Regions from separate parts of the Mus musculus genome. Here all the other regions are linked to region 3. A link is a loop called in an ENCODE intact Hi-C map of the cell type or tissue named here. Cell type or tissue: left cerebral cortex. All regions are shown on one strand. Links, peaks and the distances in the headings refer to the core of each region. The heading gives the core; the rest is flanking DNA. Region 1 has its middle 140 kb from the start of Gm35255. Region 2 holds the start of Gm20515 (a long non-coding RNA gene). Region 3 overlaps Sox2ot (SOX2 overlapping transcript (non-protein coding)).

Region 1 (10,044 bases), core at 1,409-9,408, 430 kb after region 3:
TTACATACACATGGACCCACAAACACACATGCAAAGAGACAATATAGGTACCACAAACACCATACATATCTTACATATGCACACACACACACACACACACAGACAATATATGTACCATGCACACCACATACCAAGCTCATGTGCACACATATAGATGCATTGGAACCTTCTTTTATCTTCATGACATGTAAGTGTACTCGTGGGTGGGTTGGGCCTTTTCTCACTAATCTCTTCCTGGAGACCACAGAACCACATAGCAAGAACTAGCAGGAAAGGCTACTTGATCTCTGTGTGACTGCCTCCCTGGTTTTACATCAAGGAAACTGAAACTAAAGGCACCATGACAAGGATGGAGACACATCTCTGAGTTCTTCTACTTCACAGTCCCTTGTTTTACTGCACAGCTGTTGCTTTGTGTGATCTAGAAGAGTGACAAATGCTCAGGTGCTAGGTACAACTGAGAACATAACTCCGAGGGAGCCATATACTCCATTCAGATCAACATAAGAACAACACAAGTCATGCTGGCCAGTTCTAGTAAGTGAAGCCCTCTTTAGGTCCCACGGTCATGGATCAAAGCTATTTTATGTCTCCCTATTATTTTATCTTCTGTAATACTCACTTTGTTGCCATGGCCATAACTAACACTAAATCAATAATCTTGTTTCTCATGGCCGGCCAGCCATTCATTAATGAGAGCAGTGAGCCCATCTTCGTCCTCCTTTGGCCTAACTTTTCTCATGTCTTCTACAGACGTCAAGAGTGAGGTAGCAGTTTCTCGAGCTTGTGCTCTGCTCCTGTTGTATGGATAGGAGTCTAGAAGCATGACGGGTCTGGAGGGCTGTGTGGTTGTCGTTAGCAGTGGGAAAGTGCACACAGCAGCTGCGGCAAGCTTCCAGAAGCAAACATGCAACCCAGGGGCAGCCCAGAACAGGCAACCCAGGGGCAGCCCAGAACAGGCAGGCGCATAACGTGATCACGTTTCCATCACAGGAGTTTAGAAACTCCAGATGGGTAAGGTTAAAAATATTTTAAGGAAGTCTTTCCTGAGGTATGCCTGTTCTTTTGAGATTTTAGTTTTAGTTGGGCTCAGGTGAGCATGAGGGAGCAAAAACCATGTAGAAAAGAAGAGGAAATAACAAATATGCAGGGCATCAAGTTGAGTGTCGTTTGTGATTGGTTTTCCATTATTAACAGTGTTTCTGAGAAGTCACAGACACTGTGCAGCAACATGGGAGGGGTCCTCAGAGCTCCCTCTGCCCGTCATTAACTCTGCACCACATAGCTGGATGGCTGTCCCCACCCTGCATGGAATTTTATTCCCCTTTCCCTTGTCCCTCTACCCCGTCACACAAGGTCTGAGTGTGCGTGTGCCTATAGTCAAACTGAGTTCTAAAATTCTCTTTACAAATGTAAAATTAAAGAGCCCTTGCTTCTCCGGTTTTACTAATAGTTTCACCACAGGGGTGCTTTATACAGTATTCACCAACTATCTACTAGTGTACCATGGCCTACATTTTCCCCAAACCAAAATGTTGCTGGCATACAGGAAGTAGGAAGCTACCCTATAGTAGAATGACCAGTAGATCCTGTTATAGAATAACGAATCCGATCTGCCCGTCTGTTCACCTAAAATACAGATAATGTACGGATTAAAACTTTAGGCAGAAAGAAGAGCAGAGTTTAAACATTATCTAGAATCTTTGCTTGAGTGTCAGATTAGGACTGTACTGTACAAATCTGAATCTCACTCACCTATCAGCTATGAAGGCAGTTCACAGGAAAAAGGAGGTTTGGGCCAGTACCTGGGAATGGAAGGCAAGAGCTTTGCATACTGGTTTAATCACTGCTGAGAAGGAGACAACAGACTTCTGTCAGCCTCCTGTAAGTCCAACAGGAAGACAATAAGGTCTAAGAACCCAGCTTTCAAGTGTCCATGGAGTGGGAAGGTCACACTTCCATCAGGACACAGGATTGGCATGTGAGAGTGGGCATTGTGTGAGCAAGTCCTTAGGGATCTGTGAGAAAGGAAGCCAACAAGAATATCTGAGCTACATTCTAGAACAGACCACCACACCGTGTCTAAATGCATAGACACGAATCTACACACATGTATGAAACATGCTTCTGTGTGTCTCTCTTTAAAATAGACTATACATGACTACGTATAATAGATTGCACACAGTCTTGTGTAATAGACTATACGTACATTTATATACATGTAAGAACATACTCCCGTGTGTCTGGAATCTGTATGCAGAAGCATGACTGTTCACTGGCTCTAGTCAGTGAAGCAGCTCATTCCTTGCTATGAGTGTGTGTGTGTGTGTGTGTGTGTGTGTGTGTGTGTGTGTGTGTGGTGTGGTTTGTGTGTGGTGTGTGCCTCTTAAGGACATAGTTGCATAATATAATTTCAATGGAAACAACACTATCGGAAAACTCAAGCATCCTTCATTTTGAGTCCTTCCTTGACTGTCCCCTCTTGTGTTAGAGCTTCAACCACAAAACACAGAAGTATGTTCAACGCCTTGATTTTTTATTTTTTGGTTTTTGTTTTCTACAGTGGATCTTTTTCAATAGCATATATAGCATTTTTATTTTTCTTTAAAAAGACAAAAATGGGGAAAATTTTTCCCCTCATCTTTTTGCCAGTCGCACCATGGATGTCCACATACACATTTTAGCATAAAATGTTTCCTTATCGTGGGGGTAAACAGCACATCTCCCCCAACACCAAGATAGAGGGTTCTTCACTAACAGATAGTATGATTTAATTAGAAGCTATCAGAAGCGTGGGTGCCAGCCTGCTGTCTGTTCGATTATTTCAGTTCTCTGTAATCTGTTTGCTTATGCCTACAGCAACTTGTTGATATGGGAAGTCTCTGGGGAGAAACAGCAGAAAAAACAATGAGAGGCATCAGATTTAATAAAGTATCTAAGCAAAGTCTCAAAACGACACCCACACTATGAGGGAAAGCCAAATTTGCTTTTTCTGAGGGGAATTTGTGTTGGTCAGGGAGGGTTCCCGGAGGCTTTGTTTGGAGGCCTTGATGTGTAACCAGTGCACTATAGGCCGCCCTTCACCCTTGGCCTCCTCCTACCACCGCTCTGCCCACCCATACTGACACCGCGGGGGAAGGGTTTCAGAGCAGAAAGAATCAAAAGCTGAGGGACGGGGGAAAAAAGTGCTTTTCAGGGTCTGATGTGTGGGAATCAAATGAGAGGCCTAGCTCAAATCCGGTCGCCAAGCAACCGAAGTGCTACGCTGAGGGAATATCATTAAAGTTAGAAAGTAAGCACGGGCTCTGAATTAGTAAGCCAGGCCCAGGCTGGAGGGTGCGCCCCGACTCTCCAAAGAGGACAAGTGGGGGGCTTTGCGGAGCTAAAGGAGGAGAGGAGAGAGAGGCAGAGAGAGAACGCAGCTGATTTGTAGAGTTTTTTCATAAGAAAAGACAATGGCTGTCCAGACATAGGGTTAGTGGTGAAATATGGAAACGGCCTTGCTGCAGCTGGCTCTCTGACACAAGATTAATAAGTTGCTGTCTCCTAGCCGACCAGAACCTAGTGGGAACTATCCGGCATTTTATCTTGAATTGTGGGTAACAGCCTTATTGCAAGCTGGCCTAGTTTACTGCTCTGCTTTCTCCCCATCTCCCAAAGTGCAGCAAACATCTGTGCCTCTAATGAGGTCATCATTGAGGGTGTCCAGAGAGCTGGGCCCTGAGAACTGACCTCACCATTGCCTGAACACACATGACAAGTGCCGGGGTAGCAGGACAAATTAAATGGGGGGAGCTGGCACTCGGCTGTAAGTTAAGCTCTTAAGAAACTTTTTGCTGTGATGAGAGAGGGGGGTTAGGTTCAGATACAACAGCGCCACAAACCAGAAGGGAGCCCACAGAATTAGACATGGGCTCAGGATGGACATGACCACGCACACAAACAAGCCTCGCTTATCTGGGCCTGCCTTGGTGGAAATGGCCGTAGACCCACATGGTTTTAAAATGAAGCTCTGGTAGATTCAACCGTGTGTGTGTGTGTGTGTGTGTGTGTGTGTGTGTGTGTATACACATACACAGCATTTTCATGCCATTTACAAAGTAATTTGATCATGGGCACAGACAACAAACCAAGCTTCTCTGGAGAACCCCCGCCTCCCAAATAAAAACAACACCTCTAAACAAACATGTACCCAGAAACTCAAAGGGCCACAGCAATTTTGTTTAGTCATCTAATGTCAGAACACTGCAAGGATAGTGCTCCCTTAAAAAGAGCCCATCCTGAGGAGCCAGAAGCCAGCTTTAGAAGGAAGGGGGAACTTTAAGCTTGGAGGGAAGCTACATTGTGTCTATGATTTAATTTATAAGCATTTTAGGCAGTGTTAACCAGGGCTGGGCTGGCCACATCTGTCCAGTCAGCCCAGTCAAGTCAGAGGTGGTGTCGTTGATTCACAAGGATAAGATGTATACGAATAAAGTCCATGAAGGTAGATAAGAGCCAATAAAGTCTCAAAATACACCTAAAAATATCAATTCCCGTGAGTCAAGGGTCCGTTTGCAGACATGATTCCATACAGTGGAGCCCAGAGTGTCCTAGAGCTGTACTTTTAAAAGGAGTTCAATTCTAAAAAACAGGCATTTGGTGACAGGCTGGAATCTGTCAACTTTTGCTGTTCTGATACTACCATGTTTTCAGAGAACCATCACACAAGAGATGTGGGGGACTAGACGTGGAGAAACCTTTGCTTTCTCCAGAGCCAGTAAATGAACAAAAATCTTAACCAAATCTATAGTGTAGGCATCTTGGGAAGGAGAAGGCAGGAGCAGATGGGCTGAGCAGGAGGATGTCTTGGATACTTCTGACTGACCCTGAACATCTCCATGCTAACATCTGCCATCTGCGTTAAGCGTAAATGCCAGACATAGATGCGGGTTGATTCTGGACATGTGTTCAACATAGGCAAGTCAAGAAACCGTCTCAACAGCGATGCTAGAGAGAAGCCCAGAGTTACCCACAAAGCCGTCAGTTAAAACGCTTCACCTTCGATCGGAAGGTTGCAGCTTCAAGGTCTTGACTGTGGTAGAGAAAGAGTCATGGCAAACAAACCATTCTCTGCTTGCAAGAGTTGGGGAGCAGAGCGCTTGGGGTGCCAGGGTGATCTCATGCACTTGTTCGGTATTCATTTAGGGAGGGTTTGCCTAATGCCCACTTCAAGGCTGAACTTTAATTTTTAAATGCAAATGAAGGAAGTGTTGCGTTTAGCTTTGCCAACAGTTTTCAGCAATCTTGTTGGCCTACATTTAGCTGGGAAGCTGCTTGGGGACCAAGCTCAGGGGCTCAAACAATTGAGCAGTTGTTTGCCTGGCTCACATTCCTGAAGCAATCTAGTTCCAGCTGAACTCCTTGGGAACAGTCTGGGCTGTGTACCCCTGGGGAATCGGCCCCAATTAGCACTGACCCTTGGGGGCCTCCTTGCTGGCCCTAGGTCATTCTAAGCTCTCAAGTCTGGGTAAACCAGATTGCTTCAGGTGCCTCTGGGCTTTCCCAAGCCCCAGGATGACATCCGGGACTGTCAACAGAAATGCAGTCACACATAAAAGTCCAGCCCAGCGTAGCTCTTGCTGTTCTCTGATCCCCAAGGGAGACAGGGTGGACTTGTGCCACGACTAAGGAAGCATAGGAAAGAATATACAGAGAATCCTCAGCCTGCCTGAGCCTGGAGTGATGGAGAATACAGGCTGTGGTACCAATCCTCTCCAGTGTTGTGTGGGGTCTTTTTAAAGAGCTGGGTGACCCTGGAGAGTCATTGAACCTTACCTTCTACATTTTCTTGGGTCCTCTCATGAAGACAAAGGAACCTATCATAAGAAGGGAGTGTTCATGTATGTAACATTGCTGGCTTACAGAAAGCCCGGGATAAATGGGAGTTGATTACAGACACAATCTCCATCACATTTGACCAGGGCAGTTCTACTCCTAGAAAATAGGGTGTTTTCTGTGGTTCATGATCAGGTTAGTACTATCCCCTTTCTTAGAAAACAAACAGCCTCCAGCTTTGCTTTGGTATTTCCATCCAAACAACACTTCTAGGTACTGTGGGCTGACACAAGGAGCCTGTAACTTAGTAGCCGTAAGGACTGAAGTGGACTGACAGAACAGAGCCCCCCCCCCCTTAAGAACAATTTGAGCTTAGATGCCCCGAGTCACAGAACTGGGGCTCAGCAAAGGCAGAGACCGCCACGGCTGAGGTCCAAGAAAGTCCTAAGGCAGTGTTGCACTTGGTCAGATTTGACAGTGTTCACCATGATCCTGGTCCTGAGATGGGGGCCAAGTAAGACAAGGCTGTATAGTGCTTAGAGACCAATGGGGGAAAACACTTTAGCTTACAATCTCAAAATATGTAGTGAAGGCTAAAAACGGGTTTGGGTTGAGCAACAGAAGAGTGTGAGGGAAGAGGAATCATGTTGGATTTGAAAGACGAATTAGTTCTAGGCTATGTCCTAAGCAGTTGGTTATTCAGCATGAACAAAGGTTAAATCATGATGAACATAGAAAAGCAGTTATGGGGGGGGGGGGAGAGGCAAGAATATGTATAAGCGGAGTCAAAGAATATGTGTATAGAAAGAAAATGTGGCTATAAAATTAGATCAAGTTCTAATGAGGAATTTATTGTAAATCATTGGCTCCACTGCTTTTCACCATGGTACCAGAAGGTCACATTGGCTATGAGGCTGGCATTATACATCAGGGTTCATCACCTACAACAGCCCGTGGCATGGGGGTTCTGAAGGTGGAAAACTCTTGAGTGTAACTTTGAAGAGTAGCCTGACAAGCCAGGCAGTGCATCAGCTGTGAATTCATTCACATTAGAATCAACTCCTATTCCCATGGACTTCACAGGGTAGAAGGACAGACAGGCCAGCATCAGGCCTGGAGCCAGAGGTGGCTTGGTGAGTCAGTTTCTGATCATGGCTACCTCTTTAGAATTATCCAGGAAAAGAAAGAGTGGTGCCCACTGTGCCCCCAAGAACAACAGTGGCCCGGCAGTAGTTGGGGTTGGAGTGAAGGGACAAAGAGACATTCTGGATTTGACTGAAAGATGCTAGTACCAGACCACTTGAGACTCTGAAACCCCTGTAGCTCAGCTCCCATTAGATCTTCCCTGCTTTATTGACTGTTGTCCTGGCCGATCCCTGCTGGGGATAGCCTTGTATGCTGGAGCTGGGGAAGGATTAGGGTTGACTCTTATTCTTAATCTGGAACTTTCGATAGAATCATTTGAGACTATCTCAAGGACTAATGTGTGTCCACTAACTAAGGAACACTTCTGAGGTATCCTAGCCAAGAAGGTGTCTACTGCTATTACAAATGCTCTTTTAATGATGAGGAAGAACAGTAAGCGATGAAAGTGTCATATGCTTGTCCCAACAGCAGACACAGGACACTCCCAAACACATGCTCTGCTGTGAGTGTCCATGGGTCTCTGAAGAGAGCAACCTGCCAACATTCAACCCCTCCACACAGTTTAAGTGTATCTGGGGAGCTTCCTCCTCTATGTGTGTATCTGGGATTGTCATGCACATATATGCATGTGTATGTGGAGGCCAGAGGTCCACTTTATCTTTTTTAAGTGACCATTTTCTTTTAAGTGACCATTATTAAATACCAATTAGAAGTTAGAGACTAAGAGGTAGGTCTCCTTTCTCACAGTTAATGAGAGACAACCATGAGAAGAGCTGAAAGAATTAAGCTTGGGACACTGAGGGGAAATTACAGGACATGGTCTTGGGAACAGACTCCAGCCAGAAGAGACTACAGCAACATGCTGACATGCCCACACACAGTGACATGTGCGAACGGAGAGCAGAGCAGAAGTATGATGGGCAGGCACGTGTCCTTCCAGGAAGGGCCTGGCACGGCCAACCAGTGATACAGGCACGGAAGTCACTGATAATCTTAAGTGAGGAGGTAGCATCATTAGGGTCATGGTTTAAAGCAACCCGTTGGCAGCTAAGACTCTTGCAGGTGGAAAAAAACACAGGACACAACTTCAAGTTACTGGTGGTGAAGCTAAACCTCTGACTGGTCGCCTTGAGCCGATTTTCCGTGGTTCTGACCAGAGCTTCCCATGAAGAAGGACGTGTTTACGAGTGTTTGCTTTCCTTCGTCTGGGCTCGTTAAACTGTGCCAACTCATTCATTACCTATTTTCACCTCAAAAAATGTTATATGACCCAGGCCTGTCCAAGATTGTGAGAAATTCTGTCCCAACCCTAACCCAAAATTCATGTACTGATTTCTTTCTTTGTCTCTTAAACACATCAACATTTCAAACCATTTTAAAAATCAATCCTTATAGCACAGTAAAATCCAGAGGCGTGCTAATTTTATATTCTCATGCTAAAATAGAAAAATATTTTGTTTTCCATAATGAAAACGTGTGTTTCTGCATAAAACTTTGTATGCACAATGAAAACACTTTAATCCATAACATAATAATCTCACATATGAGCAGGTGTGGGTTTTCAGGCAGTGTTTCTTGGTGTTCATCCGGTGGTGTCATTTGCAGTGTGATATCAAGGCACACATGTGTTTGCAACTCAGGCTGCAGTGAAGCTGTCTGATACAACACAGGTGAAAGCCACCAGCAACGACTTCATTATGCATTGGGTTTTGAGTTAAGTTCTGGTCCCTGCATGTTCAGAATTCCTCGTCTAAATATCTAGTGACTCCCTCTCTACCACTTAGTTACATGGACCCTCTTATGGGGTGCTCCACAGCAGTTTAGGGTGCTGGCCTCTAGACAATCCTGATCATTTTTGGCAGAGTGTCTTTGGCAGAATGTCTGGTGAATCCATGACAAATGACTTATCTAGGACAATTCAGCATTGTCATCCAGTCCTTCTGCAGTGGGGTGGACTGCAACAGCAGCTATCTGTGGCCGACTCCAGCACCGTTTGTCCCTTTGTGAACACTAAGCCAAGTCACTCCTGGGTGCTGAGAGGTATCTGTGAGGAAGAGAGAGAATGAACCTCCTCTCTGGTCTCCAGAACTTGGTGGGTGGGAGGCACTTTGCTGAGAGGGTACTTGAGGAATCCCGAGACAGAAAGAACACACCAGGCTCTTGGCATGGAGGAGTGTAAATGGAGGCAGAAATTCTTCCAGGAGCTGGGAGGAGCTTCCAGGAGAAGATAAGGAGGAGGCATTTTGTTGTGGGTTTCCCCACCTCATCTGTGTACATCCCAAAGAGGAACCTTTGACTTCTCGCTCTTGCTTCAGTTTGCAATGAGCATCTTGCAAATCCTGCCTATCCAGAGAGTTGAAGCTAGAGGTGTATATACCACATAGAAAAATGGCTTCCTGGGTTCTGGAAGTCTGAACTCCGTGGGGGGGGGGGAGGGGCTTCGGTGTTCAGCATCCTTATCTGTGAAGTGAGGATAACAAAAGTAGCCACTTCATGCTGTCCTGAGGATGGGCAGATGTTTAAGAAGCACAACCATCTGCAGCTCTGAAGAAAGGTTCTCTCACCGACCACTTTCCGAACTGGGAGGCAGGAAGGACTGTTAACTAGCACATCCAAAGATGCTGCTGGCTCACGCTAAGCAGTCAAAATGTCACCGTCAGCCACCAATGGCTCTTGAGAAATTCTTTGCAGGTCTGTGTTCTTCTGCTGCTCATGGGCTTGAGAGATGTGGCTTCTATGTGACTGGTGAGACCACAGGGCAAGAAGGGCCCGAGCTGCTTAGGGAAGAAGGCTCAGCTGGTGGCCTGTGAAAGCAAGGACCATGGGTGTGCAAGAATGAATGCTTACAAACGTGTCTGCACACTCACTCTTCCAAATACACCATACTGGCTTAGGAAGAAAAAAAGGCTTACAAGAAAAAAAACATATGGTCATGTCCTCAGACTCAGCCTGTCTAGCTCTGCCTGTAAAAACCAGAGCTGAAGGGACTGCGCTTCTTCTTGAAGCGCCATGAGTAGATATGTCTGATGAACAGAATACAGAAGGAGAAAGCATTGGGAAGAACAGATACTTGTTAGAAGG
Region 2 (10,044 bases), core at 713-8,712, 220 kb before region 3:
CCCAAGCATTCTGTAGGCTGAGGCAGGAGAATGGCAGGTTTGAGCTGGCCTGGGATGTATAGGAAATTACTACCCACCCTCCAAAAGGAAAATAGAGAGAAAGGAAGGAAGGGTACAGGAAGGAGGGAGGGAGGGAGGAAGAAAGTGGGAGGGAGGCAGGAGGGAAGCAGGATATCACACAAGAATCATAGCAATTGGGGTAGCAACTAGAAAAGAAAGTTAATTTCCACAAATCACTGATGTTCCCACATGGAAACCATTCATCCTAGAATGGTATGATGTTATGTCTATTACCTAAAAGCTAGAGTAACCCGCCTGTGAATCTTCCTATATTAGTTAGGCTTTTCTAGAGAAACAAACTACACATTCGTGCATGCCAAACCCTCACAAGTACTCATCCTGCTGACACACCGTGGCAAGCCCAGTCAGGGTATAGGGCAGCCCTCCTGAGAGGGCTAGCCTATGCTCACTCCAAGCACTCCAGGAACAGTAAAAATAGTGAAAGCTTCCGGTAGACATGAAAATCCTGTATTTGAATAATAATTGTAGGTAAATGTCTTGATTGTTTTTTCATTAAGGAAATATATTACATCTTTCATGCATAAATATAGTATCATCTTTTTTTAAAAAAATCTTAATTTCATTTATTTAAAATAGACCTCTGTTCTCATAATCAGTGGGTGTGGTTGTCCAACACAACAATGTGTGTGACTTCAGAATCAACTATGTCGTTCATTGGTAAAAATAGAAGTAGTCCCTTCGTAACATGAATAGTCCGGTTATTAAGAAGGGACTTCATTTTCTCGTGTGGCTTTTCCTCAACTGGAACCATCTATCTCAGAAGTAATTATCCAGGAAGTATAATTTTCCCAACCCTGATATCCGCTCACCCCTACAATAAAATAAAGCAAAATTTCTTCATGCTGTTCCAACGAAATAAAAAAGCATCTCTGTCCCTTGTCTCAATAAAGGATCTTCTGCCAGAAGACAAATGTCAAATTGAATGGACAAGACAAAATAGACACATCTTCATCAGGACTAAGCCACTCTGTCCGTGGCGCCGGCTGTGTACAGTAGAGTAACTCTCTGTTCAGTGGCAGATCAATTCTTCATTGGGATTCACATTTTGCCCATCAATGAGAGACCACAATTAGGTCAAACCTTGATCAATCTTCCTGCCAACGGACCTGGAATCACATTTGAAGCCTCATCTGCGTTCACGCCCCTCTTTTATCCTAACACAAAGGCTGGGACCACACTGTTGCTGAAGCTCCCTTGGAATTGTTTGTGTTTCACTGGTGATGTGAGATGTGCCAATTTTTTCATTCCATAAACTAGATGGGCTTTCTCCCCCACTCTCGTCTGCAGAGAATTCCTTAACCTTCCATGGCCTTGTTCTCTCCTCAGTGGACCTGGGGTTTAGGCTGTAATGAATAGTCACTAAACTTAATCGTACGTAAAGATAAATGGAAAGCTGCTTTAAAGGCACTTTCCTGGGACCTGCCTTTAGGATTCTGGGTCAGTTGATTTGGGTTGGATACCAACATTCTTTGACCATGACTTTAGATGCAGTCTTATCTATCAAGTACTAAACTCCCAGATGAACTCGGGAATCCCAAAGCTGCAAAAATTCTAAGGTCCAAACTGAATTATTCATACGCTGGCCAAGCAAGCAATGCAGACTTTATATAAACATAAATATAAGGCTAAAATAAGATTAAACAACGAATATCTGTTGTGCATGTTTAAGTTCAGGGAAGCCTTTCTAAGTATTAATTCATTGAGACACAAGCAATATCAGCAAAAATTAATATATTGATTTCATTAGTGCAGAAGTTGAGCCACATAGAAACAAAGTCATTGGCTCAACACTGGCCAGTGGGATGTGATGAAGAGGGGAGTTTGGCAAGTGCACCAAGGTGCACAGAAGACAGGCCTGAGCTAAAAGAAGCTAACAAGTCTACATGTTGTTGAATTCTCACTGAAGACTAGCAAGGGCCTGACTTCTCACATAATATGACACAATTGCATCTTGTATTGTACCATGATTTTCTTATCCCTTCATCTGGGAGTAAATCTTCCTGATCTTGGCTTTTAAGAAGAGCATCGCTTTGAACATGAACACGTGGCTGTCTTCTCAACATACCAAGCTTAGTTCTAGAAGCCAGGCACAGAAAGGCAGATATCGCATGACCTAATTTATGAGTTGTATCTAAGAAAGATGAGATCACAGAAGTAGAGAATCATGTACTGGTTCAGAGGCTAGAGGACAGGGGCAGATGCAGAAAAAAATACAGTGAGCCAAGCCCACAACTTGAGTGACACAGAGGGATAAAGGTGGTCATCTTCCTCAAAATATGTTGTGTACATGTGAGGAAATATCATAATATTAATATCAGTAACATATACTGATGAAAATCTAAAGAATTATTCCTACTCAGAACATTCCTGCTAGATTAGATAAAAATAAAACCTAGTTTAGTGAGAAAGCACTTAAATCTACTTATAAAATTTGACCTAGTATACAAATTATTGTATGTCTATGATAATCCTGAAGAATAGTGATTAAAATAAAACAAAATTTCAAAACAAGAAAGAAGGAGGAGGAGAAAGAGGACTGAAGGAAAAGGAAGAGGGAGAGGAGAGGAGAGGAAGAGGAGAGGAGAGGAGAGGAGAGGAGAGGAGAGGAGAGGAGAGGAGAGAAAGAGAAAAAGAAAAAGAAAGCGAAAGAAGAGAAAGAAAGAGAAGGAGGAGAAGGAGAAAGAAGAGGAGAGGAGAGGAGAGGAGAGGAGAGGAGAGGAGAGGAGAGGAGAGGAGAGGAGAGGAGAGAAGAGAAGAGAAGAGAAGAGAAGAGAAGAGAAGAGAAGAGAAGAGAAGAGAAGAGAAGAGAAGAGAAGAGAAGAGAAGAGAAGAGAAGAGAAGAAGAGAAAAGAGAGAAGAGAAGGTGTTCCATAGTCCCAGGCAAGAAGCAGATTTCCAGAGCTGGGCACAGTCCTGACTCCATACTTTAATATAGGCTGATTCAGGCTAGCTTTGTAATTCTTCAAGGTTCTGTTCTCTTCATCCATAGCATGGAGGCTGCTATACTATGGTATTTAGGGTACAGAGTTATGAAGAGGACTACGCAACACTTATAAAGCTTGACCAACTGCCTGCCACATGGCCAGGACTAAATAAGTAAAAGTAGAAACAGCAAAGAAGTGTTGGTTTTAAGGGCACTTATTACAGGGCAGAGAGTCATTGTCCGTGAATCCAGAGTGACCTGAACACTAGGAAGAGGGTACTACCTCTGGTGGCCATCTCGCTTCTCCATCTTGGTCAGCCTCAATATTATCTACCATGAATTCCCCCTCCCCTTTCTCAAACTAGATGTCCAAAGAGATCTACAACTAAAACAACCCTAAGTCAATACAGCCTCTTGTTTCTTGTGAGGTTGTTGAACAACACGTGTCTTCAGAATAATCTGACAGGCAGATGGAGCCCTGAGGGGTTAGGTATGAAAGCTCCCTCACACCCCTCTGGGAAGAACATCTAGTGTTTGGGAGAAATTTCTGCTGTTTTTTTTTTTTTTTTTTGTATCCTCTGACTTCAGTGTTGGTAGTCTCTCTCGCTTCTCCTCTGTCACTACAATTTTATTTCAGAGCTTAACTCACTTGAGATAAGGAACATCTGACTTCTAAGGACACATATAGGGTCCATAGAGGCTTGGGCGCTGCCCTCCAGACAGCCTCAGTTCACGGTCCTTATACCCCCTCTTAGCATGGATCACTAGGATCATTTGATTACATCCTCTTTCCGTGTTATGTATCTACTGAGAACATTCCCTCAGTGCTCCCTAAGAATGCCCTTCTCTCCAGCCTCTTGACACACTACTGTCTTACCTTCTTTTGAAAACCACTTGGAATTTCACAGCTGATGCAGTTGAAGAAACAAGTAGAAGGATTTTTTCTGCTTCCCCCTCATAAAGAACAGTTTCAGGGTGGTTTTGGTTTGTTAGAAGAAGGATAAAGAGGAGGAGGAAGAGGAGGAAGAGGAAGAAGAGGAGGATGAGGTGGAAGAAGAAGAAGGAGAAGGAGAAGAAGAAAGAAGAAGAAGGAGAAGAAGAAGAAGAAGAAGAAGAAGAAGAAGAAGAAGAAGAAGAAGAAGAAGAAGAAGAAGAAGAAGAAGAAGAAGAAGAAGAAGAAGAAGAAGAAGAAGAAAAGAGGGGGAGGAGGAGGAAGAAGGAGGAAGGAGAAGAGGAAGAAGGAGAAGAAGAAGAGACAATGCTACTATATAGGTGTCCCAATAACAGATTTCCTTCCTGTGTTTCCAGCTAAACCAGCCAGTCAAAAAGATACAGTGCTGCTAAAAGTGCTGGAGAAGCTGGGGAACAGAGCTGATCTGCAGCCAATCGACCACAGGGAGTACAATCGGTGTGCTTTTCTCCCATAGAGCACAGTTTCAGCAGGAAATTATACAGGGCCTGCTTGTCGCTGCCTTGGAGCCGGCCAGGTGATGCAGGAGCACCCGTGTTGTACGACAGCAGATCTGGTGCGCCCTTTGTACCACCCAGTCCTATCGTGCCTTCGGCCCTTTGTGTGTTTTTAATGGGGATAAGTGTGAGGCGCATGGAGTGCAATCACATTGTGGTCTTAAAAGGATCTCTGATGATAGAAAATATGTCAATTTATTATTTCCCTCAGGACAGAGAAAAAAGTACAAAGGTTCAATGGACGAGGAAGATAATGCTCGTTCTCTGTATAACATTTTTCCAACAAAGGATTTTAAGGTGATTTTCCCTTTTTTTTTTTTTTTTTTTACAAAAAAAAATACTTTAGTCCTATTTTGTAGGTGGGGATACAAGAAGATTTGTAGGAACTGAAACATCCTGGCGGTGGCCCCTGCATAGAGCAGCATAAGCCTCTATGGTCCTTTCCTGGCTTTTTCTCTCCCTCTACTGGAATTTGGTTCTTCACAGCAGAGTCATGTAGTAAAAGCAAGCACTACCCTATTGTTTGAGATATTCCATGTACCAGAACCACAGTTCCATCAAATCTTCAAGCTAAAGGCTACATCTGTGATCAGAGCCATCTCCTGTCCCCACAGTTCCAGTTTTCTTGACTAGCAATTAGCCCAGTAGAGGCCGGCTGCTCCTGCATGGGGAAGATGCTGGAGAGTTGAGCCAGGAGGTGGTCACTTGTTATTTGTCACGAGGGTCATTGATAATGAATCAACAAAGCATTGACAATGGTTTTCTTGTAAACTGAACAAACCTTATAAATGGTGTGTGGTCTCCCCTCCCCCATGAATTAGCTCCTTTGTCCTGAAATGTGTGGTTAGCCCAGATACTCATTCTGCTTGGCTGGAAGAGGGGCAGAGTCTGGGGAGGCGCCCGGAATGCACAAGTCCACATTTCGCATTTTGGTTTTCTGTATGGGGAGGTGGCAGGGGGGCGGGGGGGGGTATATCTCATGCGTACCGTGGGAAGTTGGAAGGAAAAAAACATAAGCAAAAATCAGAAAACTTTCTGGACTCCTTTTCTGGACTTTTTAGGGCTTGGTTGCGACTGGTAAACAGGAAAGAAATTAAGAATGTAGGAACAGTTTCCTAAATGCTTTGTACAGCTGCTTGACAACTGTCTGTTTTCTTAAAACCCTAAATAAGAGAGCTGAGTATTTAGGAGGGTCCTACCTGCTTTGTGGACCGCCACTCTCTGCTGTTATGTAACAGTGGGCACTGGCTGGGCAGCTGAATGAAAGGGACAGTGTCTTAAAGCAAATGGGCAAACAGTCACTGCTAGCCTCTTCTTTGGCTCCTGGGGCGGTGGTGGGGTGGGGGTGGGGAGGAGGTTTCAAAATGAAGTTCTCTGTTGCCTGGAGCCTATACAACTAACCTTATCATCAAGATGCTGAGACCAAATGCCCAGAGCTAAACAGAACGGATCCTCAGAGAAGCCTTGTATGCTCCGCAAGTGCTGTTTGTCTCCATGAAAGCCAAATAGCGATGGCACCATTTCTGACACGTTGTCACCAGGTAGATGGTGTATTGGAATGTGAGTCAGATCAGAGAGATGGGTGCTGCTCGAGGACAGCAAGTAACATCCCAAGCTTGACTCTGGGTGTGCGGGTTTATTGGCAGAAATACACTGCGCTTTAACGTGTACTTTCCTTATAATTTTATTTAATGGCAATTTTTAAATCAAAGTGTTAGAATGTGTCTTTCTCCTTTAAAAAAATAATTGCTAAAATCATTGATGGCACATTAAAACAAGTCAGTGGTTAAGGTCACATAAACCCATGTAATATGTATATTCAACCCAGAATTATTTAGGGTCATCGTAGCCATGGAGTTTTCAAATAAATTATTTGAATATAAAAGTAGATTATGTCTTTCCCCTGTGGCTGGCCAAATGTCTTTTCAACAAAGGGTAAAGTAAGAAGGCTATTTTTTTGTGTAAAAGAGTGATCTTTTTAATCATGCTTGACTGCCTCTCAGGACAGTCTCCGTTTATAATGAGATATTTTGAACTCATCTGAACCAGAAAGTTTAATAAATTTATAGTACATTTTGTATTAAAATATGACCATTTATTTCAGGAGACAAGAGCTAGCGAGAACAGAGAACAAATTAGTGATTGTTAAATCTCTAGGCCGTCCTCTGGAGCTAACTAACGTCCACATTGGCCCGTATCTACAAGAGTATAAATAAGTGTTTATTTAGTTTATTCTTCCGCACTTCTTGGCAGCTCTTCCAATCTCAACTGACCGTCTATTTGAAAAGGACACTCGCTATTTGGAGCCTAGGTCAGCCCTTAGCTGGAGCGGCTGTGAAGATCCAGTAACAGAGGTTCTCATGGCCTTTTTTTCCAGACTTTCTGAGGTTGCCAGGTAGGGAGAGAGCAAAGGTGTTTCCCGTGTGGTTGTGGGTCGCCTTTGAAGTAGATTCATCCCATATGCAAATGTGTAAACATTAGCTTTCTCTTACTAATGTAGTAAAAGGAGCGGTCCTGAGACTAGAGAAGCTCCCTCACCGGTAAGGAAATGTTTCTGAGAACTGGAAGAACATTTTGACATGGTTATTAACATATGAAAACATGCTCATGGTACTCTCTAGTGTTTTAACACTCGAGACATTCAATTAGTTTTCTATTATACCGGATCTTTTCTTAACTCCTAGTTAATTTTTTTTTTTACAAGTAGAAAAAAAAATTCACAAGATACATCTTAACCTGGTATCAGAACTGAGTACCATGGTGAGTCATCTCCGATCCTATTTCTCTAATGACACATCACTTAGGTACGTGTGGATTTCCTTTGAGCCCCTAATTTTCTTTTTAATTATTCTACAGTGAAAGCTCTCCCCCCCCCCAATTAATTTGACTTTCTCAGATTTTTACAGTAAAGCGTGTGTCATATCTCTCTTGAAATTGACCATTCTTTTCAGAAGGGGGAAAAAAAGTTTCTTTTTTTTTTCTCTTTGGCCTGGGGTGCTGCACTGAAAAAAGTCACTCAGCTAAAATGAGTTACTTCATTTCCAAGTAAAAACAACGGTGTTTTCATGCCTGCGCTTATTATTATTCTGAGAATGTACTAATTTGTTACATCCAAGATGACGGTTCGTTGGGTCTGTGAAAGGGGCAGTGTGCCAGCTATCAAAGAGAAGTAACAAGGACTCCTTTCATGGGACAGAGAGCAGGGACAGCTCTTGTGGGTATCAGGAGGCATGCTGCCAGCACAGTCATCCCGATGTCAGGGGCTCCCAGTGTCCGGGTCTGAATCAAGCAAAACGATAATTTTCCTGAACGTCAGGGTGGGCAGCCCGAGGAGCAACTGGTCGCGGCTTTATCCCCCACAGGCCCCAGCTGACGTGCCTCAAGGGTTTTAATGTTTGTAGCACGTTATTACTTCAACATTAAGCTTAGATAATTGTCTACTTGCTCTGAGCTGGTTAATAGCAAAATACAAGTGAAGAGGGGGCATTTTTATAAAGTAAAACTGCAAAATAGAATTATATATCTATGTACTGTGGAGTTTCTGTTGTTCTCCCTCCTGACATTTGAATGATAATGAAGTTTGATTCTATACTACCTTTATTCAGCTCTGAACCAGGGTGGTCTCGTCATTTTGTTTTACGCGCATAACACTGCCTAAGGTCACGAGTTGTAAATCGTCACATAAAAAGACTGAAAATATATTCAGCACTTTGTAGTTTCCGAGCGCGCATTTAAGAGCTTCAGTGAAGAGTCGGACCTACATGGCAGATTTTTCTGGCCCTGAGCAGTCAGCTTGCTGATACAGACAGCGGGCGACAACACGCTTTGATATGCCCTCTGTGCAGGCGCATCCTGACCCGTTTTCTGTTATTGTAATGTTTTTCTTTGCTTTATGGAGAAACGCTCCCTACTAATTTTTTTTAAGAAATCTATTTAAAAATAATTTCCATCTGCCTCATATGATTTAATAAATGGAAAACACATTTGGATTAATGAACAGAATTCTGTGTGGGGGCATAAAAACTTCTCTCTGAGAACACTTGCTTTTTGCTTAGTATGCATTTGTCAAATTTTCTTTTTAACGTACAGTTTTAATCTTTGGCCCTTTTAAATAAAGGAGTGTATACTTTAAACAATATTTAACTAGCAACTGTTTAAATATAATGGCCATGTTACTTTATCTGTCCCTTAGAATGGGTTGTACTTGACGACCTCTGTGGCTCGGGAGTCCTCCAGTGTAAGTGTTCCCGCTCCCAGAGAAGCAAACAGAGTCTGCCTTTTGTGGTGCTCATGAGTTGCAGATTTGATTTTCTTGACAGCTTACCTCAGGAGTGATAGCTGTGTGTGTTTGCTGTTTCATTCACAATGAAAGGAAACTGGCTAAATTCACAAGGAAGACACCTCAAAGTTGGGACTGTTTAAAATAAAAACGCAAATACACACCACCATGAGAGATTTTAAACAAGCTAGGTTACCAAATCGGTAGCTAATTTTTTGCCTTTCTAAAATGTTGGATATTTAACCCTCCGAATAATTAAATATTTGTAATAAAGCAGTTAATTCAAGCAGTTTATTGCTGTAATTTGCAAAAGTGCATTGAGCTGCTTTCTTTTCAGCTCATTGACGGGGGACAAACATTTCTTTAATAAGACTACAGCACATTCTAATTTTGCTGCAAACGCTTAGATAAGGATCAGGCCCTCTCTGAGTCACTGGGCTGACCTATGACATTGAAAGGGCCCAGGCTCTTTGGCAAAAGAAGAGCTGGGATTCATTATTATGCACAGGACTTCCCGGTTCTGAAGGGCTCTGTGCTGTCTCTCAGATAGACTTTGTTTGTTGGAAATGAGAACTGCATTTTGGCAGCAGCCGACCAGAGCCAAGCTACTCAGCAGGCCCATTGGTGATGATGCAATCCCTCATTAACGCTGTTTCTCTATTAGTGGATTGTACAGGAGTTACATGCGATTGAGCATCTTCATTGAGGCGCTTAGAAAAGCTTCCTAGTATCAGGCCCTACCTCTGGGCGGCCCATCTTTATTAGCTGCAGTGATTAATGCTAGAAATAATCTTTTGCACTTTGCTTGATATAAAAATGCAATATAAGAGCCCAAAACTCTGGTGGAACTTAATCTCCCTGTCAGAGGAAGGGAGGAAACATTTACCTGGAAAACAAAGCAAAACACAACTAAACAACTGGGAAGTTTATCAGGCTGAAACGGCGCTTGGGTACTCTTGCCGCAGAAGTGAATGAACACCAGTTGCCATGCCAAATGTGATTCCTCCTGCTGCTCCTGCTGTTCCAGATGTGTGTGCTGGGTGGGGGATGCGGGGTTGGGATAGAGTCATAAGCCCAAGCTCATTTTTTTTTAATCCAAACTGTTTGTGTAAGTCAGTGATTGGAGCCTGCAATATCCCAGCATTAAGGTTTTCGTCACAGAATAGTGGCACCAAGATAAGATTGTACTTAAGATAAAATCAAACGGGTTGAGAGGCGTTGCCACCTGCTTCTCTATAAGTGGGCATGCCCTTAAATAAGTCAGGGTAGGCTAGAAGTTGTTACCCGAGTGTAT
Region 3 (10,044 bases), core at 1,188-9,187:
ACCAGTTCTTACTACATCTTTTCTTCCATACCCACCCCCTCCATATCTTAAAGAGTGTTAAAATATTTTGCTGAGCGGGAGTAGATTAACAAGGTTCCTTTGCCAATGCCGGGAAGCTGGTATCACAGACCATCCCAGGGGAAAATGGCTCACATTAACCACTAAATGAATATTTGACAAGGGCTCATTCGGAGGTATTATTACTATAAATGTGTCCCTACTGGACTTTTCAAGGTCAAAGAGCAATGCTTCAATTAATTATTTAGACTGCTAGTAGATTTGGATGTAATAGCTGTACTTATTTCTGGAAAGCGACACATTCTTGCAGTGGGGAAACCTCCCGAGACTCTCCATCAGCAGCATCTCAAATGGAAAGGTGTGTGAAGCCCTGGCATGCCCAAACTGACTTTTTTTTTTTTTTTCTTTCACGAAATGTTTTCCAAAGCCAAGGGAGAGAAATACCCTTTCCCCCCTTCCCTATTTCAGCAACTATTTTTAGTTTAAAAGGAAAAACAATATAATTTATGTTCGTTTCATCATCATGTCTAGCAAGATCTTCTAGAGTTTGTGATGTTGGGGAGGCTGGGTGGTATTTCATATAACCTCTGCCTTGTCTAAATAGCAAAGTCGGAGGATTTCACAGCCCCTTCTTGTCAGGCTTTGAACACAGGTAGAGTACAGTATCCTGTTAGACAATAAAAGCAAAGGTTTGAAATGGAAGGCACCGGGCTTAGAGTACTGAGTTCTAGTAATGGCAGAGTAAATTGGGGTGCAAGGTGGTCCCCCCTTCTCCTATTGGTCTGAAGGCTGTAAGGGAGGGCACATTCCTGCCATGTCGCCAGTTCCTCCATGACCCTAGGTAAAATGGTAATCGAATGATTTTGAGAGTAAGATTCCTTCACAATAATATAAATTGAATGAATAAGAGATAAGCTGGGGGGTAGTAATTACAGCCCAATTCATTCAGCTTTGCAGAACTTTTGTTGTAGGCGCTCCATTGACTGGGTTTGAGCTGCCAGCTTTCTCACATTAAAAAGGAGCTGATCAGTGCCTGGGGGGAGGGGGCGGGGGGGGGGCAAGGACAACTGCTAAACTGCATGGCTCTGGGGTCTTCATTTAGAACCATTAGAAGAGTGAAATTAAATCGTGCCTTTGTGTGCGCGAGGTTTACACTTTTCAACTGCTCACAGTTTATAGCTAACTGCTCTGAAATTGAGGTCTGACTGTGGCCTGGTCACCTGCTAGTTGGCATCTCTTATCGGTCTGTCAGTCTGTCTGTCTACCTATCTTGGGATTGGAAGCACTTTTCTCTCTTCAAACTCCCCCACCCCAATTCCTTGTTTTTGAAAGTTTTGAAAAATAGGCACTCATATTTTTCTTCCTGGAGTTTTTCTTTTGGCTGCAACTGTTTTAGCCAAGACTGGAGCTCACAATCCCCCCCCATACCCCCACCCTACTATTACTTCAAAATAATTTGCATCTCTGTGGGGGGTTTTTTGCTTTGTTTTTGTTTGTTTTCGGCTGCTTCTCGCTCTTGGAGCTAAGACTTCTTTTCAGGCTCCACCTGGGCCTGGGGTTGGGGCTTGACTTCATATTCTACACTTTCTTTTTTGACCTGACTTGAAAGATGTCTGACTGCCTCTCCCTAGGGACTCTATCTAGGAGATGGATCCCTGGAAGAAGGGAGACACTCCGGCTTCTACTGTGAGAGTCTGGATAATATCCAAAGGCACACAGCCTCTGGAAACTTAAAATAAAAAGCTCAACAGCGCTTTCCAAAGACAGGGAAAAGGCTCAAACTGCAAGATTAGGTCGACGTCTTTCATAATTATTTTCTATTAAAAACTTTCCCGGAAATGTGTTCGTGACACCAGCCGGGAGCCTCTTCTTTTCTAGGGATACTGGCCAGCTCTAGTATTGTTATTCTCCGCAAGGATATTTTCCTTCTGTGGCCTTTAGAAAATAATGGACGACTCGACTTTCTTGTTTTGACTAACGAAACCTCTCTTGGAGAGACTGGAGTACGCAGGTAAGCAGGGATTTCTCTAGTCAGAGCACTCTTTCTGTGTGCGGTCCCGGATAGATTGTATTTTATACTTTGGTAGAACGGGAATAGTGCTAACTTCCTGGGCGCTGCTGTCAGTTCCTCTCCAAAAGCAAGCGGTAATCTTTGTCATTTGAGGGATGCAGAGATTTATTTGCTGCTTCTGGGCCAGCGTTCGGACTAGAGGCAGTGTTTCTAGTTGGCAGGCAAGTCAGGTGATTCAAACCTCGGAGGGGCCATTAGTTTTATGACCCCATCTGCTTGTCTATAGCGAGTCAAGTGGACACGGATGTATAAAGATTTCGGCGCTTTGAACCACTTTTGCTTCTCCAGGCCCAGGTTCGGCAGGGCTGAGTTGAGAGCTCTCCAGCCTCCTGCAGGCTCCCTGAAGGGAAGGGACTGCAGGGCCAAAGCCTGGAGACTGGCAAGGTACCGACTGGAGTCGGCAGCTAACCTGGACTGGCTAGGACCTGACGTCACTGCGGCCAGGCCCCCATCCCCCGAGACTCCCAAAAAAGCTGCAGAGGGGTTCCCAGTGTCTCTGCCCTCCCCGCAACCCTGCACCAAAAGAAACTTGCCCGAGTTTCTGGTACTGTGTAGCTGTTACAGAGTCCTTCTGACTTAGGTTACAGAGTCCCCTGCCTCCTGCTCGGGAGCCTGAACCCTCTATATGTTGACCTCCTGGCCTCAGAGATGGCTGCTATAGGCTTAATACCCTCAAGATCGGAAGTTGTTGGCCTGGGTGTTGTCTTCTTGACATCTTACCCTAGTCCTTTGCCTGTGGCCAAGCCATACTGGGCTCTTCTCACCCAAGATTTGAGCCAGAGAGGACTGGTAAAAATGTGGGAGGCTTTGAGAGATTATTTTGGTAGGGGGGTGGGGCAGGAGGGAGGTCGAGATGAACCAGCCCTTCACTTCCTAAGATGTGTAAGAGATAGCTGTATAAGACCACCTCCACACACCCCTCTACATCTACTGGCTTGATTGGAGCCTGAGATTAACCCTCTGTCTAACAGAAGGTGAGAGACAGGGAACCAGTGCCAAGGCAGTCTCAAAGCTGTATACAAAGGTCCTGGCCCTTGTTAGGGTGCTAAGCAGTGATGTTAGTCTTGGGGGTCACTCATCTTGCCTCTTTATCACCCCCCTTCTGACTTAGGGTTAGCCTGGGAAGTTACTTTGAGACTCTGCCATCTGTGTGTGTCTTCCTGAAAGGAAGAATATTGGCGCTTGAGACGAGTTGCCCCACCTCCAAAGGGCAATAAAATGCTGATGGTATTAGAAGGAGCAGTGACTTGTCCCCTAGCACTCTTTACCACTGGTGGCCAGACCAGAATGGGGAGATGCCCCTACCCCCAACTTGGGATGTCAGGGTCTGCAGCTACTCTGCGAGGCCTATACAGGAAAGGAAACACCAGAGAGTTCCTGGCCAAAACAGTAAAGTTGATTTCCATCATACTAGCAGGCCCAGTTTTGGAGGACCCTGACCACCCCAACATTCAAATGGCTGATCTCTTATAAGTAATCCCAGATAAGCTCACACATGGCCTGCATACCTCTACAGCAGGACTCTTTTCCTTGATGTGTGCTTTCAGAGTTGAGTGACCTGCTAGCTAGAGTTTATGCTAGGATCAGAATGAGTTGGTCAGCTGTATTTTGTTTTGTCTTCAGGCTCTTATCAAATTAGGCCAGAGGCCTTTCTAGACCGTGGCTTCTCTGTTTTCAGCCTTCCTGAGTCCCAGCAACAGCTTCGGACTTCTAAAGTCTTCTGGCTCTGATGTCACGGAGGTTTTGACAGTTGCTTCTGGCTTACCACTGGCATACCATTTCCACGTTCTCCATACCTTCCACTCTTGGGGGTTTACACAGCTTTTAGCCAGAGCCCCATTAGACCCATCTCAAAATAAGAGCAATAACATATTTGAGTCAGACACTGACTATAGACATTCCACGAGTGAGTTAAAGGTGAAAACCATTTGGTAGCTGGAGTGTGTCTAAGAGGGACAGAGCCACTCACTGGTGGACAGACATCCTTTGGTGTTCCTAGAAGTGCATTGACCAGGATTTCTTTTCAACCCTTAAATCCGTTCCATTTTTTGGATTCCCTTCTATGGCGAATGGTCTGAAACCGAACTTTATATTCTGATATGGCCCCAGAATCTCACAAAATAATGACTAGACAGAAATCAGCCACCGTTCCAATCTGGGCTATTGCGTAAGGTTACAGTCCAGTCGTGGCGAAGCAAGCTTGTCTCTCAAGGTCCCCTTTCTGCTTGTTTCCCTCCACTCCTCTACTCCAGGGAAGGTGCCTTAAAATCTCCTGGGAGTGTGTTTACTTCAACTTCTGGTAAACTAGGCTAACACTCTGTCGCCAGCTTTCCAAACACCCTCTCGGTAGCTTTGTGAAATCAGTGCAAATCATTTCAGAATTCAAGATGGCAAAATAAAGCTGAGCATATGGAGGTAAGGCTTGGCTGTCAGGAAATGGATTTAAATGTTTAGCTCACACCTACCTCAGGCCCCAGGACTTCCTCTTTCCTCCTCAGCAGCTTGCTCCTGGAATTTGGGTACCCTACCTCTCTTAGCAAGCTGGCTCCCCAGCATAAATTATGAGTATGTATCAAGTGGGCCCTTCTGCTAAGATTAATCAGGGCCTATTCTCTCTTGCATGTTTCCACTTTGATCCCTATAGAAAGTTCTCCTTACCCTGTAAGCAATGTCATTCTACAAACTTACTATTTCCATATAAACTATGGAGGTAGGTTTCGATAGAAAACAAAAAAACAAAAACAAAACAACAAAAAAAAAACAAAACAACAAAAAAAAAGCAGGTAATCCTCCCACCCCCCACCCAGCCCCAGGAAGCTTTCCAAGTTAAGGACACAAAATATTTCATGGTTAGTTGTGTGAGCTTCTAAATTAGCTGCATATAAAGTATTTTAAGATTTTTTTTTTTTTTTTTGGCTGTCACTGGCTGGCAATACTCATTTTGTGTGTGTGTGTTGGTTTGAAAAGCAGGAAGAAATGTAATGAATTGAGTGCTGTCAGAGATGTCTTCTGTTTGAACAATCTGCGACGGGCTGAATGGCAGGGACTCCCTCATCCACTGCAGGTGCAGTAGAGCTGGGGAAGGGGGAGGGGGCCCTCTGTTCAGTCAAAAAGCAGCATTTCCCACAATAGACCACACACTGGTGGCCAGCGTGACATCGGCTCACACTCACATACTTTCCCCCATCCACAGTTCTGAACCGACAAAGTGGCCATACAGTAGGCTTGCATAGGTTCCTTTAATGAACATTTTGTGGTTCCTATGGCCAGCATTGAAATCCATGAGCCCTGGGAGGAACAAATAGACTTTTAATCGTGAGTTCCCAACTCAAATCTATTGCTGTAGATATTAAAAGTAAGCGGATCTCTCTGCTCTCACCCAATATCAATGCTCGAGAGGCCCAGATGTGCTAGGATCTGAGAACTCTAAGTTAAAAGTTTTTCTGAGACTACTTAGGATCCAAGCCTGGGTCTTGCAAGTCCTGTGAGATCAAACAGGAAAGGAGAGAAGGCATGAATTTCGTGTATTTGTTTAAATGTAAAAGGACCTCTAGTATTTTATTATGCGGCATGAGAGGGCTAATCCTACAAATGAAGGCACCTTAATCTTGCTGAGCACAGTCCTGTCCCCTTTTGAATTGGTTTTACTGGGGAGAGGGGTGGGGAGGAAGAGAAGGGGGTCAGGAAAGGCGGCAACTGTTTTAAAACTCTGGACAGAAATGCGACCACCCTTTAGCTGCCCTTGCTGGCAACCAGCAGACGTTAGAAGAGTTTTCCTCTCACACTGGTGTGAGCTCAGGCCCGGGTGCAGCAAGTTTTAAATGGAATTATTTAAGTGTGAGAGGCTACTGGGAACTTGGCAGTCAGGCCCTTCTTTAAACACCCTGCCCTCCCCCCACGCTTTGGCCAGGTTTTAGTTTTGGGTCTGAAGATTTAGGGAAAGGCAAGATACTTCCCTCAGCACCACCCTAGCCTGTGATAAGAGGGTGACACCAAGGTGGTCCAACTAATAGACGGTTCCCGTTTGTGCTGAGGAAAATTACTCAGTGTTTACACACAGTTAAAACAAGCCAAGAAAAGCATCAACTTTCCAACACCCCTCCTCAATAAACCCTGTTTATGATTCCCTTAAACACTTCTGTGGGACTAAGAAGGACACCCTTGCTCTCCTCTGGGTAAGAGGAGAAGCCGGAGTGCGCTGGGTGGTTCTGAAAGGCATTGATAGGAAAGACCAAATTCTATAAAATCCCGAATCACAGGAAAAGATGTCTGAGAGTGAGACAAAGCTCACTTGCTTGGGGCCTTACGGCGGGTATGCCTATGGCGCCTACTTAAAGTCTAGGCCTAGAAGAAGTGTTCCGATTCCCCCATCTACAGAGCCTGCAGCTTAGGCGCTAACGTATCTTCCGGCCGGTACACACCCACAATTAATCTTTCTTATTAAAGCCTCCATTCGGTACCCAAGGGGCAACTCAAACCTATTTAGATTTCCTTGGTTGGCTGCACAGATTTAAGTGGGCAAAGAGTTATAAACCTAATAACAGAGGGCGCGCGCGAGAGGGATTTGAGTAGAGAAGACGCAGGATTCACGGAGGTGGGGGGGGGGGGGAGGTGGAAGGATGCTGTGGGCCTTGCCCACGTCTGGAGTCTGCCTCGGGTTGCAGCTGGAGCTGTAGGGAAGGCAGTGAGCCTCCCGCGCGCGCGCCACGCGCAGCATTCTCGAGTGCACCTGCATCCCAGCCCCTTTGCTCAGCCCGCAGGTACTCAAGGCGCCTCTTCCTTCCCAAAGAGGCGCAATCCTCAAAGCATCCCCAACATGGGAACTTGCAGAGAACTAGGAAAGGTTTGCACTGTTTGGGATTAATTGAGAATAATTAACACTGGACACGGTTAATCACCACTTCGCAGCTCTCTTCCCTCCTTTCGGGCCTGTGGTGTCGGCCTCTTTTGCTCCGGCTGACGATGCGGGTGGGTTTGCTGGTGAAAGTGAAGACGTCGCAGTAGCTGTCACCCAGTTCTGCTGTACTTTAAAGCGCTCGCATATTGTTTGATTACTAATTCGAGTTAATATGATCTTTATGGCAACATAACAGTGGATAATTGGCCTTTTTTCTCAACAACAATGTAAATCACAATCGCTTTATTATTTAATAACGTCAAACGCTTCGTTGGATTGGCCCCGACCGAGAAGACCTTTTCTTTCTAGACAGTATTATGGGGGAAGGACAATGAAGATCTAATTGTGGAGGTTTCATAAGTTGGCTCCGGTAAATGAACAGCTTCGATATGGAAGTCCCAGCAGATGTGGGCACCGCTAGCTGTAGAAACTCCACCCCACCCCTCTACCCACCATCCAAACACACTGTTGGAGGCTTTCTGGGGTGGCTGTGGTCCACGGAGCCTAGCAACCACCTGAAGTTCCCAGTAGCAATTAGAGCTTGTATCAGGCTCTTTACATTGGGGATTTATCATTAAGGCATCCAGTCAGCTCACCAAATTAACACGACTTGCAAATAGCCACAACCCTTTGGGCGCCCTTACGGTGAATTTGGCTGTGGGACAGGGAGAGCAGGGGTCTGCGTTTTGTTTTGCTTTGTTTTGGTTGGTTGGTTGGTTTGGTCTTATTTTGTTCTGGTGTGATTTTAAAAAAAAAAAAAAAAAAAAACGGAATTAGTATTGCAGGGTCTTGGAATATACTTGTCTCAGACAGTTTGGCAAGGGACTTGAGCCATTATTTCTCAAATGCCTGGGAAAAGCTGAGAGTACCCAGAGACCCTCTCACAAGAAAGACCACTCATGGAAGGAAGGTGTCCCCGCTGCTAGAAAGATAGCCTCATCACCCTTGTCCCCAAAGGCCCAGTTCTAAAGGCATCCACCGCTGCTTCTGCTGTGGTCACAAGACCGCGGACGCTAGGGTCTTCTGAGTGGCAAGTCCCAGCCTTTGGAATTCGGGTCAGAGGAGAGAGACTCGCAGCCTGTGGAGGTTTTGTTTTTGTGTGTGCCCGCCTCTCCATTTTAGTCAACTAATACTGCCTGTCGGGGAAAAGGAACAATTCGCTCCCACCCACCCCTCCGCGCCTTTCTAAGATAAACAGGAGGTGCGAAACGCTTCTGAGCACACGCGCCCCGGGGCCCTCCTCCCACTCTGTGCGCCAACCGAGCATCTGTCCCCGCGTCCCCGAACCAGACCTGGGTGACAACTGCCGGTATTTCAAAACCGTCCCACTGACCGTCAACCATATTTACAATCCCCCACCCCCCAAATCGAGTCACTTCTCTGCCCACTCTCTCCTTTTCTGAGAACTTAAAAGAAGTGGAAAACGTTGAGGAATTGAGAGTGGACTTTCAAAAACGAATCTTTGCCCACCGAAACACGCACTCGCACTTTTTAAAAAGTAGTATTTCAGCACAAGGAGGACATTTGGAAACTTTCTCTTAACAGGAGTCGGGCACATTGCTATTCTTGTGTGTTGGTCGTCTGGCCTCCCCACCCGCGGCGGACAATACCCGCATTGAGACGCGGTGGCCTGCGGGCAGCGGGAAGCTTGGGACTGCGCAGCCTCCTCCAAGGGGCCCGCAGCTACGGGAGCACTAGGATGGGAGCCGGGGCGGGGAGGTCGGTCGCCGGAAGGACAGCCATTAGAAGTATCATTTTTGCCTAAAGCCTTATACTACGCCTCGCTTTGAGGACTTAGATACAGGGTTGTATAAAGACTTAGAGAGTAGGAAGACCGACTCAACTGAGGACGAGTTTCGCATTTTGTTTCATTTTAATTGTCACCCCACCCCCCCGCACGCACGATTTTATTTAGACACTGAATTTTGCACCCCAGGCGGTCCAACCCCACAGACTTCACTCCTAGGCACCTCGTCTTTTGTTAATATCTCAACCTCGGGCTCTGACGCTAAGCAGGCTTCCGCCTTGGTGCCAATTTTTGTCTCACCCGAGCCCTGGTACACTGCAATCTCGCGCTGGGAGTACGGCACCGCAGAGGGCGGGGGGAGCCCAGGTCAGAGACTCGGGAACATTCTTTTCTAAGCTCGATTGTTTTCTCCCTCAGAGCACACCAGCACCCAGGGCCTTTGCAGAAGAACCTCGAGGTCAGCAGAGGCCCTCGGAAGGGCGCCACAGTGGCTGAAGCTGGCGTCTTAGGGTTTAAAACGTGCACCCCGCCGAGTGTTGGGACCACGTGCTGCGCCTTCGAAAGGTGACGGCGGCCCCGCTGCAGTCCCGGGCGGCGGGAGATGGCGCAGGGAACGCCGCAGCCCCCGGTGGCGGCAGGGGCGGGTGCTGTGTGGCAGAACTGGCCTCGGCGCTGAGTGCAGAGAATTATCTGGAGCGTGCTTGATCTGGGGCTGCGTAGTCAGCGTAGTCAGCTTCTGCTTTATTTGTTTGTTTGTAATCTCATATTTAGCAAGCCAGGACGGTGGCAGCGAGGGAGAAAGGAAGGGATGGAGGAGGGGGCTTCGCGCTAACCACACCCCTTCCTAATGAGTTAATTTCCATATTTGCGTCTCCCGCTTCTAGCGCCCTCTCTTTCCGGGCGCCTCCGTGCAGTTGCGTCTTGCGCAGCTCAGACACTCTCCACTTAGGAATGAAACAAAAAAGCCCCGGGTAAGAGCAGAAAATTGGTCTATTGATAACATTCGCTCCGAGTGTTGATCTTGGCATTGCGGGCAGCCGGTTAGTCTCCACCCCACTCCCCAAATGGGTCACACAGGGATTGCAGAGGGCTTGCGGACTTACTAGCTGACTGCAGACAGACGTTGACGTCCCTCCCGCCTCCAACTGTCCGACCCTCGCATCGTCTTTTCTCACAACTTCACATTTTTTTGTCCCTCAGGGTAAAAACAGTGGAAACCTAGCCAACGCAGAAAAGGAGGGGAAATAATCTCAAACAAATGAATCAAAAGCGAAAGTTTCAAACTAGAGTCGGACTGGGGCAGGGGCGGGG

What was found. Hi-C counts contacts between places; a loop is a spot of excess contacts. Peaks named below come from ENCODE experiments on the same cell type or tissue, not always from the same donor. Only the 100,000 strongest peaks of a DNase experiment are listed, where the experiment ranks them.
Region 1: a loop joins it to region 3, with 3 times the contacts of the local background. A loop is called at or near these places in 5 of 42 quality-filtered maps.
Region 2: a loop joins it to region 3, with 5 times the contacts of the local background. A loop is called at or near these places in 2 of 42 quality-filtered maps.

The regions. Positions count from the first base shown.
Region 1 is chr3:35,085,285-35,095,328 of GRCm38, forward strand. No RefSeq gene overlaps it. Among named protein-coding and RNA genes, the nearest start is that of Gm35255, 140 kb to the left of the region's middle. In left cerebral cortex, for the core only: no CTCF peak of the experiment used is centred there; DNase peaks (open chromatin) are centred at 3,280, 3,501 and 5,328; H3K27ac peaks cover 2,197 bases.
Region 2 is chr3:34,436,251-34,446,294 of GRCm38, forward strand. It overlaps Gm20515 (a long non-coding RNA gene), which reads right to left and starts at 2,590. Exons shown (of 3, transcript XR_003954604.1): 1 at 1-2,590. In left cerebral cortex, for the core only: no CTCF peak of the experiment used is centred there; DNase peaks (open chromatin) are centred at 4,474, 5,242, 5,749, 5,980 and 3 more places; H3K27ac peaks cover 4,386 bases.
Region 3 is chr3:34,654,815-34,664,858 of GRCm38, forward strand. The region is part of intron 4 of Sox2ot (SOX2 overlapping transcript (non-protein coding)); the gene reads left to right. Among named protein-coding and RNA genes, the nearest start is that of Sox2, 9.8 kb to the left of the region's middle. In left cerebral cortex, for the core only: no CTCF peak of the experiment used is centred there; DNase peaks (open chromatin) are centred at 2,063, 2,364, 5,207, 5,963 and 9 more places; H3K4me3 peaks cover 2,755 bases; H3K27ac peaks cover 6,646 bases.